Linked DNA regions of Mus musculus: region 2 is linked to region 1. Evidence: chromatin loops called from intact Hi-C (ENCODE). Cell type or tissue: heart. All regions are shown on one strand. Each heading gives the region's core, and the rest is flanking DNA. Links, peaks and the distances in the headings are about the cores only. Region 1 has its middle 72 kb from the start of Gm36794. Region 2 overlaps Gm36794 (a long non-coding RNA gene).

Region 1 (6,844 bases), core at 907-5,906:
GAGGGAGGAAGGAAGAGGGGGAGGGGGAAGGGAGAGGAGGGAGAGGGAGGGAGGGGGAGGAAGAGAGAGGGAAGGGGGAGGAGGGAGGGAGGGGAAAAGGATGGAGGGGAGGAGGAGAGGGACAGAGGGGAGAATGGGAGGAAGAGAGGGGAGAATGGAAGGAAGAGAGGGAGAGGAGGGAGGGAAGAGGAAGTGGAGAAGGGAAAGACTGTGGGGATGGTGAGGAGAGACTGTGTTTAAGAGTTGTTAAGAATGAGGGGCTGGGAGTGGAGCACTTGCTGCATAAATTTGAGGACCAGAGTTCAGATCCCAGCAGCCACATATGTGAGCTCCAAGTTCAATGAGAGACCTTGTCTCAAAACATAAGGTGAAGGACAACTGAGAAAGGCAACTGACGTGACCTTTGGCCTACATGTGTGCACACATGTGCATGTGCACACTTGAATTTTATAAATGAATCATTAAGGTAGAGGAAGGCCTGCTGCTTCTGGTAGCCCAAGTCACATTCTTGGATGTCAAGTCCCAAGTTCTGCTGCTTGCCTGTAGATGCCACAAGCTACCAGCCTCTGGGAGTTCAAAGGACCCTGCCAGGCCTCCTAGCTGTCAGGCACAGCTTCAGGAGGTGACCTTCTGGGACTGATCTCCTGGGGGCCGACTACTGACTGCTCTATTCCTGCTCCCCAGCACCTAGTTTGAGTCTTGGCTTGAATTTGGCTTGAGACTTAACCCCAATAGAAAAATCAAGTAGAATCACAACCATGGTTCACACACAGCTCCCAAGAGCACATGATACAGAGAAGCCCAGAGGTGAGCTGTCTCCACTCTTGAGAAAGTCCTGCATCCTTCCTGTGCCTCAGGATGTGCAGTTGACCTCAGTCGCCATGCTAAACCCTCTTTGAGGACACAGTGCATCCTGCCCACAGTCCCTACTGAGCCCCACATGCTTGTATGACATCAGAAGCTCCCAGGCCAGGCTTGCCAGGTGGCAGTGTTCCCAGTCCCGTCAAAACCCAAGGGCTTCTCTGGGTAGATCAGAGCCCCCACTTGAGCAGCTATTCCCTTTGAGCTTGAGCTGCAGAGCCTGGCAGTGCCAGGGGCCATTGAGAGGAGTTATGTGGACAACCTGTTCCCTTCCTGGCAACTGTCACATGTGGTGGAGATTAGCGATTAATAGCCCATTATTGCAGACACTCTGCTCTGACCTGGGACAGTCAACAGGAGCCAGGGTGGGGGACAGATGGCTGCTCACAGATCCAGACATGACATTGGTTGGCTGGGGCATGGTGCTCTCTAGCCAGCCCCAGTGCAGGGGAGACTTAGCTCTGAGCTCTGAGCTCCCTGGGGTCCATGGACAGGGCAGAGAGTTGGGGTGGGGTTTCAATCTAAACGAAGTCACCTAGTAAAATCAACATCTTCAAGTGGGGAGCAGTGCTGGACCCAAGTTCCACAGTCTAGAACTCTGGGTCCCCAAGGGGAGGGCATAACCCGGCTTAACAAGGCCCATGCATGCAGCAAGCCCTCTGCACTCAGTGAGGAGGAGGAGGAGGAAGAGGAGGAGGAGGAGGAGGAGGAGGAGGAGGAGGAGGAGGAGGAGGAGGAGGAGGAGGAGGAAGAAATACCTACCTAGCCCAAGGTCACCTAAGTTCAAAATTGTTGCTGCTTCAAGCATACTCTAGAATCTCAGAACTTTATCCTAAGGGCAAGGTCATGTTGTTATCCCCTATTTATGAAAACAAAACAAAACAAAACAAAACAAAAAACAGCCCACAAAATAGTGGTGCTGGGAGTTGAGGTGTCAGCCCCCTTGTGTTCTGTAGCTTCTTCCATGGTTTGCAGATATGGAACAAGTGATGGGGTCAATGTGTTCATCACCCAATACTATATAAAAGGCACTGAGACATGCTGGCTTAGAAGGATAGGTTCAGGCGGGGACTCTTGAAGTCCTGGTGGGCTTTGGAGAGGAAGAGAACATTATGAGTGATGCTCTTCAGAGCCAAGCAGTCTGCATTGGGAGTTCTGTGGCCATGTGCAGAAGGTCACCCCACCAGAACTGGGGAACACACTTCCTCAATTGAAGCTCAGAGTAGAGGCTGGATATCCAGACACTGCCCCAGCACCTGTCATCACTGCCTGTGGCTCAGAGGGCATGGAATATACAGAGGCCAGGATAGACTAGAGCAGGTACTCCATCTACACAGATATGGAGGAAGCCCTTATCTGTTGGTTTTCTAGGTGTGGCCAGTCAGAAACCCCCTCACCTAAGCTCCGTGTCTTAGGGGAGAGAAGTGTTAGTTGGCTTATGTTTCTATCTCATTGTTCTTCACTGAAGGAAGTCAGGACAGGAACTCAAGGGCAGGACCCGGAGGCAGGAGCTGATGCAGAGGTCATGGAGGGGTGCTGCTTGCTGCCTTGCTCACCATGGCTTGCTCAGCTTGCTTTCTTATAGAACCCAGGATCAGCAACCCAAGGATGGCTCCACCCACAATGGGTGGGGCCCTTCCACGTCAATCACTAAGAAAATGCCCTATGGCTTTCTTACAACCTAATCTCATGAGGGCATTTTCTCAATTGGGGTTCCCTCTTCTCAGATGAATGTAGCTTGTGTCAAGTTGATGGTAAAGCTAGCCAGCACAATTGAGCCCTTGTCAGTTCAACGCACTGCTAAGTCATAACCTTTCCATTTTTGTTTATCCCAGAGATCACGCATTAATACCAACACTACACTACAAAACATCTAACTTTTAAAAGTCCTGTAGCCGTTAAAAAAAATCATACATTTAAAAGTCCAAAGTATTTTTAAAATATTAAGAGTCTCTCTAAAAAGTCTCAACCGTTCAGAAATCTCTCAACTGTGGGCTCCTGGGGGGAAAATAGTTAAATACTTTGTTACTTCAGGAGGAAAGAGCCAGAGCACAATCACAACCGGAACAAAGTAATACCAGACTCCAACGGTTTAAGTAACACAGTGTCAATATCTGGGATTCACTCGTGATTTTCTGAGCTCCTCCACAATGCCTGTGTCACTTCTCTGGCTCTGCCCTCTGCAGCACAAACAGCTTGTCGCATAGGCTCAGGCTGGCTTCATGACTGCTGTCCTTGGCAGTCGCCCCGTGTGACTGGCATCTCAAAAATGCTGGAGCCACTGTTACCACTGGGCTGCACTTTCACCAACAACCTCTCCTGGGCTCTCCTCTATGGTGTCAAGTCCCCCGACCCTTTCCATCCTGGGCTTCAACAGCCATGGAGGCTGGACCTTTGCCAGTGGCCTCTCACAGTGCCAAGCATCAGTTGCTTTCCACAATGCTTCCATTCCTTCAAAACTAGTATCATCTGGGTGACTTTTACTCATTGCTATGTCCAACTGCCAGTGTGAGATGCAGCCTTGGCCCTCTCTGAATCACAGCTCCATGAGCTGACACAGAGGAGACATTCCCAGACTTATGATCCTCAGTGATGCTGGTCACCTCTTAATCACTGCTAATTTCTCACCTCCAGATGACCAGCATCAATTGTCCCAGGAACACAAAGGTTTCACTTCAGTAGTTTTGGTCTCTTGTTAACCATAGCTGATGCTTCAGCCCCAGCTCACCAGAACTGCTGAATCTCAAAATATCAAATAGCCCCCATAGAGTCTAAAACATCACAATCCAGGGCTCCATTGTCTGCTTCTCTCTCTCTCAACACTCTTTATCTTCCAAGCTCCCACAGAACTGTTCACCAAGCCTCAAACACTCAATGGTTTTTCCAACCCAAAGTTCTAAAGTCCTTCCCCAATCTTCCCAAAACACAATGGTCAGGTCTGTCACAAAATCCCACAATCCTGGAACCAATTTCTCACTGTTTCTACTGCTCTGGTGAAATACATAGCCAAAAATGACTTGGTGAGGAGAGGATTTATTCAGCTCATACGTCCACATCACTGTTCAACACTGAGAGAACTCAGGGCAGGAACTTAGAAACAGAAGCTGATGCAGAGGCCGTGGAAGAATGCATGCTTACAAGCTTACTCAGTCTCCTTTCTGATAGCACGCAGGACCACCTGCCCAAAGGTGGCCCCACCTACAATGGGTGGATCCCATGCCAATGAATAACCGAGAAAATGCTCTGCAGGCTTACCTACAGCCTGATCTTATGGAGGCATTTCTCAGTTGAGGGCCCTTCCTGTCAGATGACTCTAGCCTGTGTCAATTTGGCATAAATCTATTCAGGATCCTTTAAGGGAGTTCCCCAGAGTGAACGTTGGTGGGATCTTGCTTCAGTCTGTCATTGAGACCTTGAGAGAAGTGGTAGACATTGCCTTACGTCTTCCCAAGGGGATGGATTTTAGCATCAGACAGTGGATGACCCAGTATATGTCAGACAGCCTATTCCTCTCAGCTGTAATCTCTGACCACTCAGCCAAGAGAACTTTCAAAAAGCCACAAGAGGGGCTGGGTTCCAGGCACAGGAGCTGTTTGCCTCGATGAACACCCACAGGGAAGACTGCTCTTTCTATGTTCCCATCTACCCTCATGCCATGCCTACTGTGGACATTTTTAGAAAGTCAGTTCTACAGACTTCAAATATACACATGCACATATGTGTACAAGTGTGTTTGACGGCCTGCACACATGTGTGAATCAGTATGCCGGTGTGTAAACCTGCACGTCTGTTATGGCAAAGTTCGTGGCAGGATCTGCTATAGGGCAGATCTCCATTCATCTGCTCCATGTAGAGCATTTGAATCAACAAGCATCACCGGGCTGAGTGATGGCAGGCGAAGCCTGGGGAAGGTGCCTGGAGATTTCCAGGTCTGCCATCTTGGGTCTGATGAGACCCAGGCAGGGAAGTTTGATAGTCAAGAAAATCTCATCAGAACTGGAATTCCTGTTCCCATCCCACTCTCCCTAAGCGTCTTAATTAGGGTTTTACTGCTGTGAACAGACACTGTGACCAAGCCAGTTCTTAAAGGGACAACATTTAATTGAGGCTGGCTTACAGGTTCAGAGGCTCAGTCCATTATCACCAAGGTGGGAGCATGGCAGGTCAGCTGGGTTTTTACCTGCATGGGACCCCTTCACTGTGACAGAAGCCAAGCACCAACAAGCCCACAATTGGCAACCAAGGAGATTTTTCCCCCCATGTGTGCAGAGGGGAACTTTATGCACAATGCTTTCACTAGGAATATTCTGGGTCAACAGGCTGATTTGCATAACCTCTCAGCTTTTTCAAGTTAATACAAAATGCTCCAGAGACCCAGCTCCAGAGTCTCCTCTGAAAGACACTTGCTCCTTCCCTGAGCTTCTGGGTCCCAGGCCTGTGCTTTGTGCTGGCTTCTGACTTGTCTCGACTTCTAGCACGGGCCCCACAAGTAAGCAACTGTCCTCCAAAGTTAAGGGGACAAATGTTGGTCCCAGCCAAGCAGGATTGGAACATGAGGACACTGACTTTGGGTAAATTTATTTTAAATTTATAGTCCACCTTCCTTTCTTACCCTACCCATGTGCTAGCCCTGCCTATGTGTGGTTCATGACATTTGAAATCCTTAAAGTTAAATAAGGTTTTCCTATGTGAGACGGGGTAGTCTTGGACTTGAGATCCTCCTGCCTCAGCGCTGGGCTGACAGCGCTGGGCTGACAGGTGTGTTAAAATTCAGCTCATCTGTTATTATAACCATGAGTGAATTGTTCTTTTTGTTTTTTTCCTCCCAAGGAACAGCCCAGCACTCTCCCTTCACGAGTTGAGGAAGTTACTTGGATACAGTGCTCACCTTGTGAGCATGAAGAAGAAACCCACATAAAAATATGTGGAGTGACGCACAGATGTGATTCCAGTGTTCAGAGGCAGAGACAGTGGCCTGGAGGAGGACCTGCCTCCTGAGCATGCTATAAAGAGGACAGACAGAAACTTCTGGTTTCTCCAGAGAACCTGATGGGCTCCCTTTGAAAGATGCTGACACCTGGCAAGACTTGGAGTGTGGGGGTAGATCTGGGCTAGAGGTTGCCACAGATTGAAAGGGTCTGGTGGCCATGAGACATGGTGACGCCCAGGGGTGCACAGAGCTGAAAGTCTGAGAGCTGACACTGCTCACATATCCCTTCTCCATCCTTCTTGGACCTTTCTCTCCTCAACAGAGGACCTCGCCCAGCCATTAGGTGCCTGTGGGAAAACCAGCCTGAAGCATCCTCCCCTGGGTGAAGCTCATTCTTGTCCAGCAGATATGGTTTCCAGCTCCTCTGCAGCCCTTACCTGGGCACCCTAAACAATGGAGACTTGGCCCACTGAACCCTGAGGTCCCATTTCTTTTTTCTCTTCAGGGACCCTTGGAGTTCTCATTGGGTGCGATCTGTTCTGCCAGTCTGTCAGCTTTCATCTTTGCCCATGTGGCTTCTCACCCTGGCCCACTACAGACTGCCTCAGCAGACTCTGTTGGGGACCCATGCCCCCCTCTCATGTCTGCAGGCCCCCCTCCGCCACAGCTGCTGAGCACCCAACCTCTGAGTCACTTAGCGTCTATTTCTCCCAGGTGGAACAGCCATGCCCCACAGGCTCAGACCCCTTGTGACAGAGCTGATTTGGCTCTCTGTGCACCTGAGCCTCCCATCTGGCCCCCACATGCTGCTGCGCAGGTTACTTTATGGAGATAATAAATATGACTTCCTTAATATGGTTTTGCTTAGGTCCCAGCCATGCGCTCAAGCAAATCTTCCATTTAACACCTGACTTTCTCTTCAGAGGGAGCTGGGAAAATATCGTTAGTGTGTTCAGCTTGCTGTGAGGGATGGGGAAGATGCTGACCGAGGACCAGAGACTGGGAATGTCTATAGGTGTGCACCCAAGACACCTCAGTGTTCACAGGCTCCAC
Region 2 (6,844 bases), core at 1,245-6,244, 84 kb after region 1:
TGCATATGTGTGCATGTGTGTGTGCACTCATGTATATGTGTGTATGTTTGTATCTGTGTATGTGTGTGTGTGTGTGCACGCATGCACATGTGTGTGGGCTGGGTACAGTGTGTCAGGCACACTGTCCACTTGGTTTTTCAGACAAGGCCTCTGGGATTTGGCAAAGAGGCTGGCCAGGTACTCAGCTGTCCTCACCTCCCCAGCCAGAATTACAACCCCAGGACACCCCACTCAGCTTCCTGCATGGCTCCTTGTGGTGGAACTCAGCTCCTCCCGCTTGTGTGGCAAGTGCCTTTACTGACAGAGTCATCTCCCCAGCCTTTATCAGTTTTGCAGAGCAGCTGCTCCAACATCTTAGCTAGAACTTGTCCATAATTTGATGTGTGTCCCAGGTTGCCCTGCTAGTGCATTTCTAGGATAAAATGAGTTTTGCTTTTGTTTTTGTTTTTTAAAAATTGCCTTATCTGTATTTTCACTTGCCTTCCAGTGGAGACTTCAGGGTCGAGCAGCTTCTCCACTATAGATGGGTCTGGGGCTAGACCCCTTGTCTTCCCAGCTTGCCTAGACCCTGAGCATTGAAAGGGAGTTGCTGCTTATCCCTGACTGGTTGAGTTTTCAAACTTTCAACCTGGACAGCACCTCCTAGCTCAGCCCTGTGTGTTTCTGTCTTCTTTTCTTTATGCAGAACATGATGGTGTAGGATTAGGGAAGGCATTGATGGTGCTGGTGTGTAAGGGTGTCCAGAGTCCTTTGGGAAACCTGGGCCACAGGTTACCTCTGGAAGACAGCTCCTTCCTACACTTCCCAACTGGGGCTTCAGAACAGAATACCATGGGCAGAGGCATGGAGGGAAGGGATGTGGGGGAAGGGCTTATAGGGTGGAACATGGGGAAAACCTTGCTGGGTCCTTCTAGCTCCCCCACCCCATAGTGGTCTTGGTGTCCTTTACAGATCCAATTGTAGGACCATGGAAGGCAGCCTGGTTTCCGGTTGAGCTAAGGCTTGAAACCCCGATGACCCTGCAGGGGATAACCCTGCAAGGGACAGTAGGCATTTTGCCACCCTCCTGGACACCAGGCTCCTGGCATGAGGCCACAGCTCTCCATAGATTTGGGGCCATCAGTCATGAAAGGGCAGTGCCCCAAGCCCCTCCACAGGTAGAGGACATGACCACAGGTCACATAGCCTCAAGACAGATCTCCATTTTAATGAGAGGCTTAGCCAATAAACTCTCCTTCCCAGACACTCCTCCCTGCAAAAGATCTGCCCTGAGAAAGTGGGGTACGGCTTTATTCATCACATTCTCTGCCATGACAATAAATGCCTTAAAACCATGGGCTGTCCCCTTTCATCGAAATCTGCCATGGGTAGCAATGGAGCAGGTCTTCGCCTGAAGAGCCATTCTAATCTGCAGAAGCCCTCTCAGCCATGGCCTCCACCAAGCCAAGTTGCCTGTTGAACAATCCAAGGACTCTCCACCCTGCAGGACCCAGCCGGAGCTCTCCCCTCTTTTCCCCTTTGTTTCTGGGCCAGCTCAGACTGGTCCCCAGGAAATCAGACTGCACCCCCCCCCCAGTCCCCAGAGTGGTGTCCAGCAGCTTCTCATAGCCTGACACCTGCCCAGCACCAGTGTGGGGTAAGCACAGTCAAAACTCCCGCATGCCACCTCCTCAAGTGACCTGAGACCTGTGGCGGAGTGGATGCAGGACACACCATAACCTAACCCCCAATCCTCTGTCTGTGCCTATGTATCAAAGAAACTCTATTTAGAAGGATGCAGTTATACTGGATGAAGGCCAACCCTAGGTACCTGGAGGTCATCCACATTGGCAAATGCTTTATCTCCTAATCACGTCTCCCTCTCCAGTCCAGGCAGTAAGGACCTGGATGACCTTTTAGGGGACAATATTAATGCTATCACATCACCTCAAGTACTGGAAACTGTACACAGAATGTCAGCATCAACTTGTGAAATCCCCCTGTCCATCCATCTGTCTGCCCTCTCTCCCCACTCTGTCCCTCTTTCTTTCCCTTAGTCTCTGTGAAGACTCTCCCCAGAGGTCATAGCATAGCAATGGATCTACCACTGAACCCAACCTAAAATCTTTTTCTGCTCCTTTCAGTGAATACATGGTGGTGATATGCATTTGTGGAGAAGCCACCATATTTCCTTGGATGTCTGGGCGACCACTGATCAAGTAAGGAGCATCTTCACTGTGTGTTTTTGTTGGGTGCTGTGATGGTTTGTGTATGCTTGGCCCAGGGAGTGGAATTATTAGGGGATGTGGCCTTGTTGGAGTAGGTGTGGCTTTGTTGGAGTAGGTGTGTCACTGTGGGCATGGGCTTTAATACCCTCATCCTAGCTGCCTGGAAGTGAGTCTTCTCTTAGAGGCCTGCAGATGTAGATGTATAACTCTCAGCTTCTCCTGCACCATGCCTGCCTGGGTGCTGCCATGTTCCAGTCTTGATGATAATGGACTGAACCTCTGAACCTGTAAGCCAGCCCCAATTAAATGTTGTCCTTATAAGAGTTGCCTTGGTCATGGTGTCTGCTCACAGCAGGCAAACCCTAACTAGAGACAGGTGCCTTGGCTTCTCCAGGCTGCTAGTGTCTGGCTCATATCAGAGGTCAGAGGTCAGAGGGAAGAGGGAATAGTTGTTGGATCCCATGCTGTGAGGGACTCCCCCTCCCCTGGGTTTCCATAGAGCATCCCCAGTCTGGGCCTCTTCTGTCCAAGGAAGTGGAATTTTTAAATAGCCAAACTGAAGAAGAGACAGGCTGCCAGCTGACCAGGGGCAGATGGAGGGCTGGCATAGCCTTAGGGGCTGGCAGGGGACATAGCTTCTCTGACAGCTGAGTGATGCTGGGGTGCTAGATTCGATGACAAGGATGTGGGTTGTCCCCTGGAATCCTGTCCTTGTGCAAAACCAAGGCAAATTCCAGAGCACAGAAGATCTGTCCTCTTCCACATCCAGCCTGGTAGAACCTGGCTTTGTTCCCTTACAGCCCAGACCCTGGGGCATTTAACAGACTAACTGGGAGGGGCCAAGGCATGCTTCTGTGCCAGCTGCCCATCCCTCAAAGCTAACACAGCAGCATCCTGATGGTGATGCCAGCCCAGAGGTGCCCAGGCATCAGCCAGCTGGCAGCTTTGTGGACAGCCAATGGAGCGGCCGGCCCATCTGCTCCACACAGCCAGCCCCATGCCTATTGCAGGCAGGCCCATGGCCCATCCCAGTGGCTGAGGTGCCAACCACAAGGTGCTCAGGGCCAGCTGGCTGGTTGGCAAGACTGGCCAACAGACCCATCTGCCTGCTGGCACCAGGCAGGCACACAGGGAACTGTGCCCAGGGTCCTTGGGGTGCCAGCCTGCCTGGTGTTCCAAGGCATCAGGGGTTCTGAGTCCTCTCTTTCTGTTGTCCGTCACCCCTCATGAGTTGGTGCCAGTAAAGATCCGATTCCACAGGAAGTCAAGGTGATAGGAATCATGGAGGGGGAGTGGTACTTACATGGTATGGAGTCAGTACTCCTGCATTGGTACACAGAGTACTGAAAGACAGCCTGTCCATGGTGGAGTCTAGGCCCAGGTTACCTTTCCTGGCCCACCAGGAAAGTATACCTAGTATACCACAGGATAGCCTACAGCCTCAGTCTCCCCATCTGTAGCTGGGTACAGCGATGGTAAGTGAGCCGTGCTCAGGACATGGGGATGGCGGACTCTCGGCACACTACTTGAGAGCATAGGTTAGAGTCTGGGAGCACTAGCCAGCAAAGCCTCTGCTCCAAGTCCACCAGCTAAAGGTCTGTGGAAAAAAAGCCTCAGCTGGAAGGCCTGACTCAAAGTCTCTATCACCCCCCACCCTGTGAGTGAGTCCTGTGGGGATGCAGGGAGGGGTCATTGGGAACAGAAGAAGCAAAAGAGGGCAGAATCTCCTGGGACCTTCAGGTCTTCACATTCAGCCCACTTCATTCCGGGACCCACGCTTGAGGCATGGTTAGGTGATCCACATGTGGTTCTGACTGTATTTATTTTGTGTGCCCACTATGTGGGCAAAGCGCCCCATGTCCCCACATAGGCCGAAGACCCATGGGTAGGAACCCCTGTTGGTTTGGAGCAGACTGTCCTCCTGGCTTCTCTGGAAGACTCTGGTGTCATACAAACCCAGACAGTGTCTCGCACCCTGAGCCCCACGTACCCAGAGCACCATACTCCTGCCTTCGGGAGGTTCGTGAGCTGTGCAGGGACATCCTCTGCGGAGAAGGTTATCAGAGCATCTGTGACTGGGTCAGGAGACATCATGAGACTGAACCTGTGAACATTTTCTGTTAGAGTCATGTCGTCCATGGCTTCAGTAGTTCCTCATGGAGGCCCACCCTAAGCTTATATCAGAGGTAGAAGGCTGACTGGGTGGCCGCTGCCCCTACCACGCTGTGGCTGGACTCTTCAGTGCAACAGCAGCCTTGGGTCAACCATGCTTCTGATTCCCCCGCCAACACCCAAGCTCTCTGTGGGATGTCTTAGGTCTACCTAGGAAAAGCCATCTAATGGAAAGAAACAAGGAAGTACGAAGGGAGGGAAGAAGGAAGAAAGGAAGTGAGGGGAGGGGAAGGAGTAAGGGAGGAAAGGGATGGAGGAAGGAATGGAAGGGAAGAAAGAAAGGGAGGGAGGGGGAAGGACAGAAGGACAGACAGGAAGGAAGGATAAAGAAAGGGATAGGGAAGGGAGGGAGGAAGGAATGGAAGGAAAAAGGGAGGGAGGGAGGAAAGGAGGGGGAGGAAGGAAGGAAGGAGAAAGAGATAGGGGAGGGAGGAAAGGCAGAGAGGAAGGGAGAAAAGGTGGGAGGGGGAAGGGAGGGAGCAAGGGAGGGAAGAAAGGAGGGAGGAAGACAGGCCTTTGTTCATCTGTGGTGTGGACTTCACTCAGCCTCTAGTCAGAACAAGGGTCCATGTGTCTCTGGCCTTTGACCTCCCTAGCAACCCACGCCTCACTCAGAGCTCTCTGCATTTGCACAAGGCGGTGCTGAGAGACAGTGGAACTGGGCTTCCTGTCTGCTATTGGAATTGGCAGAGATTGGTGGTGTTAGAGGTGCTTTAGGAAGCCTTGGATGTCTGAGTGAACTGGGTAGGCTGGGCATCATTGAGAGAATCCCTGGCGGGTGTCAGGTCCTGCGGAGGCAGAACTCCCCTGAGCAGGGGAGGCATCCAACATGGAAGTCAGGGTCTTCCATCCCTTGAGGGAGAGTAAATATCATGACAGATCTGAGGCTTCGTTCAAGGGCCTCCATCCAAACCACCAAACAACACGTGTATTTTCCAGATATTGCCTTCCAAAATAGGATTTTTCAAGTGATAGCTAAGGGCAGAGAGTGATCATTTTCAGTCATAACGTGACACTTTCCCTAGTCAGTGGCATGGTGTATGTTGGGTGCTGGCCTTTGTCCAGTCAGAGCTGGGGTGGGGGTACAGAGCTTCAGGAATCCATCAGGATAGACAGTGAGGTATCATTCCAGATTATAGTTTGTTCTAGACATGAACTTGAATACAGGCCTTTTCCTGGGGAGATGTAAGCCACCGCTTCACCCCAGTGAGCACACAGACAAAGTACTAGGCTGTTTTCATGGCCATTTTATGTCCTTTTCTGAACCCTTTCCTCAGAAATCGGACTTCTTGCCAACTGGAGAGAGGGCAGGCATGCATGCAGATCCACACAGCACGTGTGGTAAGCCTCACAGTGAGACACACAGGACGCCCTCTGCTGGAAGTACTGCTGGATGTAATTTCCTCTCAGCTGAAATCATCTCCCCTGGAGGCGAGAGGGCAAGAGGGAAACTCACAAAGTTCAGGAAAGCCCTGAAACTTACAGAACTCACAAGGCCCCTCCCTAAGATTGCACAAGCAATAAGATGGCAGGGGAGAGGAGACTCTGAGATGCCAGGCTCCAGAGCTGCCATTCATCTGTGTGTCTACTATGCTGGAAAGGGTTTTGGGGAGGCAGCTGCCTTTGAGTTACACACACTCTGTAAGCAACTCCAATAAATTGACGGGCTCACCAAGCCATACTTGGATGAAGTGCTCTCTGCTGTTGTTGCTGCTCTGTCTGGATGAAGCCATTTACATTACCATAGGAAAGTCACACAAGCGCACACAGTGTGCACATCTGCAGACATTCACACATATGAACAACCTTGCAGAAACAATGCATAGGCATGCGCAAAGCATACACACCACCAATTTCTAACTTTCTTGTGACCAGTCTGAAGATTTGCATGATACTTACTCATCAGACCCTGGCTCTACAGGATCACTGATGGTCACTCCTGACTCTGTAGGATTGCAGACACTGCTGCCCCTGTTCCCCAGCTGGGACCCTCCCAGTCTAGGCCCTGGCATTTTGTGTCCTGCTGGCTCTTCTGTTTTCCTCTCCGTCCCTCCATTGTCATGTCTAGTGAGCAGTCTGTGACTGTGTTCACTTTGTATCATTCCCAGGCCTCACCAGGCAGACCTTCTTCTCCCTTCTAGCTCCCTGGTTATTGTCAACACAGTCTGCACAATCTTGATTAGACATGCAGCTGACAGCAAAGGCAGACAAAAGCTTCCAATCTACCCACACCAGTAAGATTGACATCTGGGTCTCCAGAACCCTCATCAGAGCCAGGTGCTGCCCTGTCTTCCTCTTCTGTGAGCTCTGCTACACCATAGGTGTCACCAGCATCCCCCTTTACAGATGTGAACACTGAGAACATTGGGACCTTCAGGCATTTGTTTAGCCAGCACATTGCAGAACAAAACTCCAGACCCAGGAAGTAATGTGGAAACAATCGCCCCCTGCAGGAGAGCATGGGA

Evidence for each region. Peaks named below come from ENCODE experiments on the same cell type or tissue, not always from the same donor. Only the 100,000 strongest peaks of a DNase experiment are listed, where the experiment ranks them.
Region 2: it touches region 1 in a loop (2.0-fold over the local background); 2 of 42 quality-filtered maps call a loop at or near these places.

The regions. Positions count from the first base shown.
Region 1 is chr5:112,015,355-112,022,198 of GRCm38, reverse strand. No RefSeq gene overlaps it. Among named protein-coding and RNA genes, the nearest start is that of Gm36794, 72 kb to the right of the region's middle. In heart, for the core only: a CTCF peak has its summit at 3,082 (motif pointing left); DNase peaks (open chromatin) are centred at 1,038 and 3,098; H3K27me3 peaks cover 731 bases.
Region 2 is chr5:111,931,913-111,938,756 of GRCm38, reverse strand. It overlaps Gm36794 (a long non-coding RNA gene), which reads left to right. Exons shown (of 5, transcript XR_880587.2): 3 at 2,124-2,198. Among named protein-coding and RNA genes, the nearest start is that of Gm42156, 9.1 kb to the left of the region's middle. In heart, for the core only: no CTCF peak of the experiment used is centred there; a DNase peak (open chromatin) is centred at 3,266; H3K27me3 peaks cover 4,328 bases.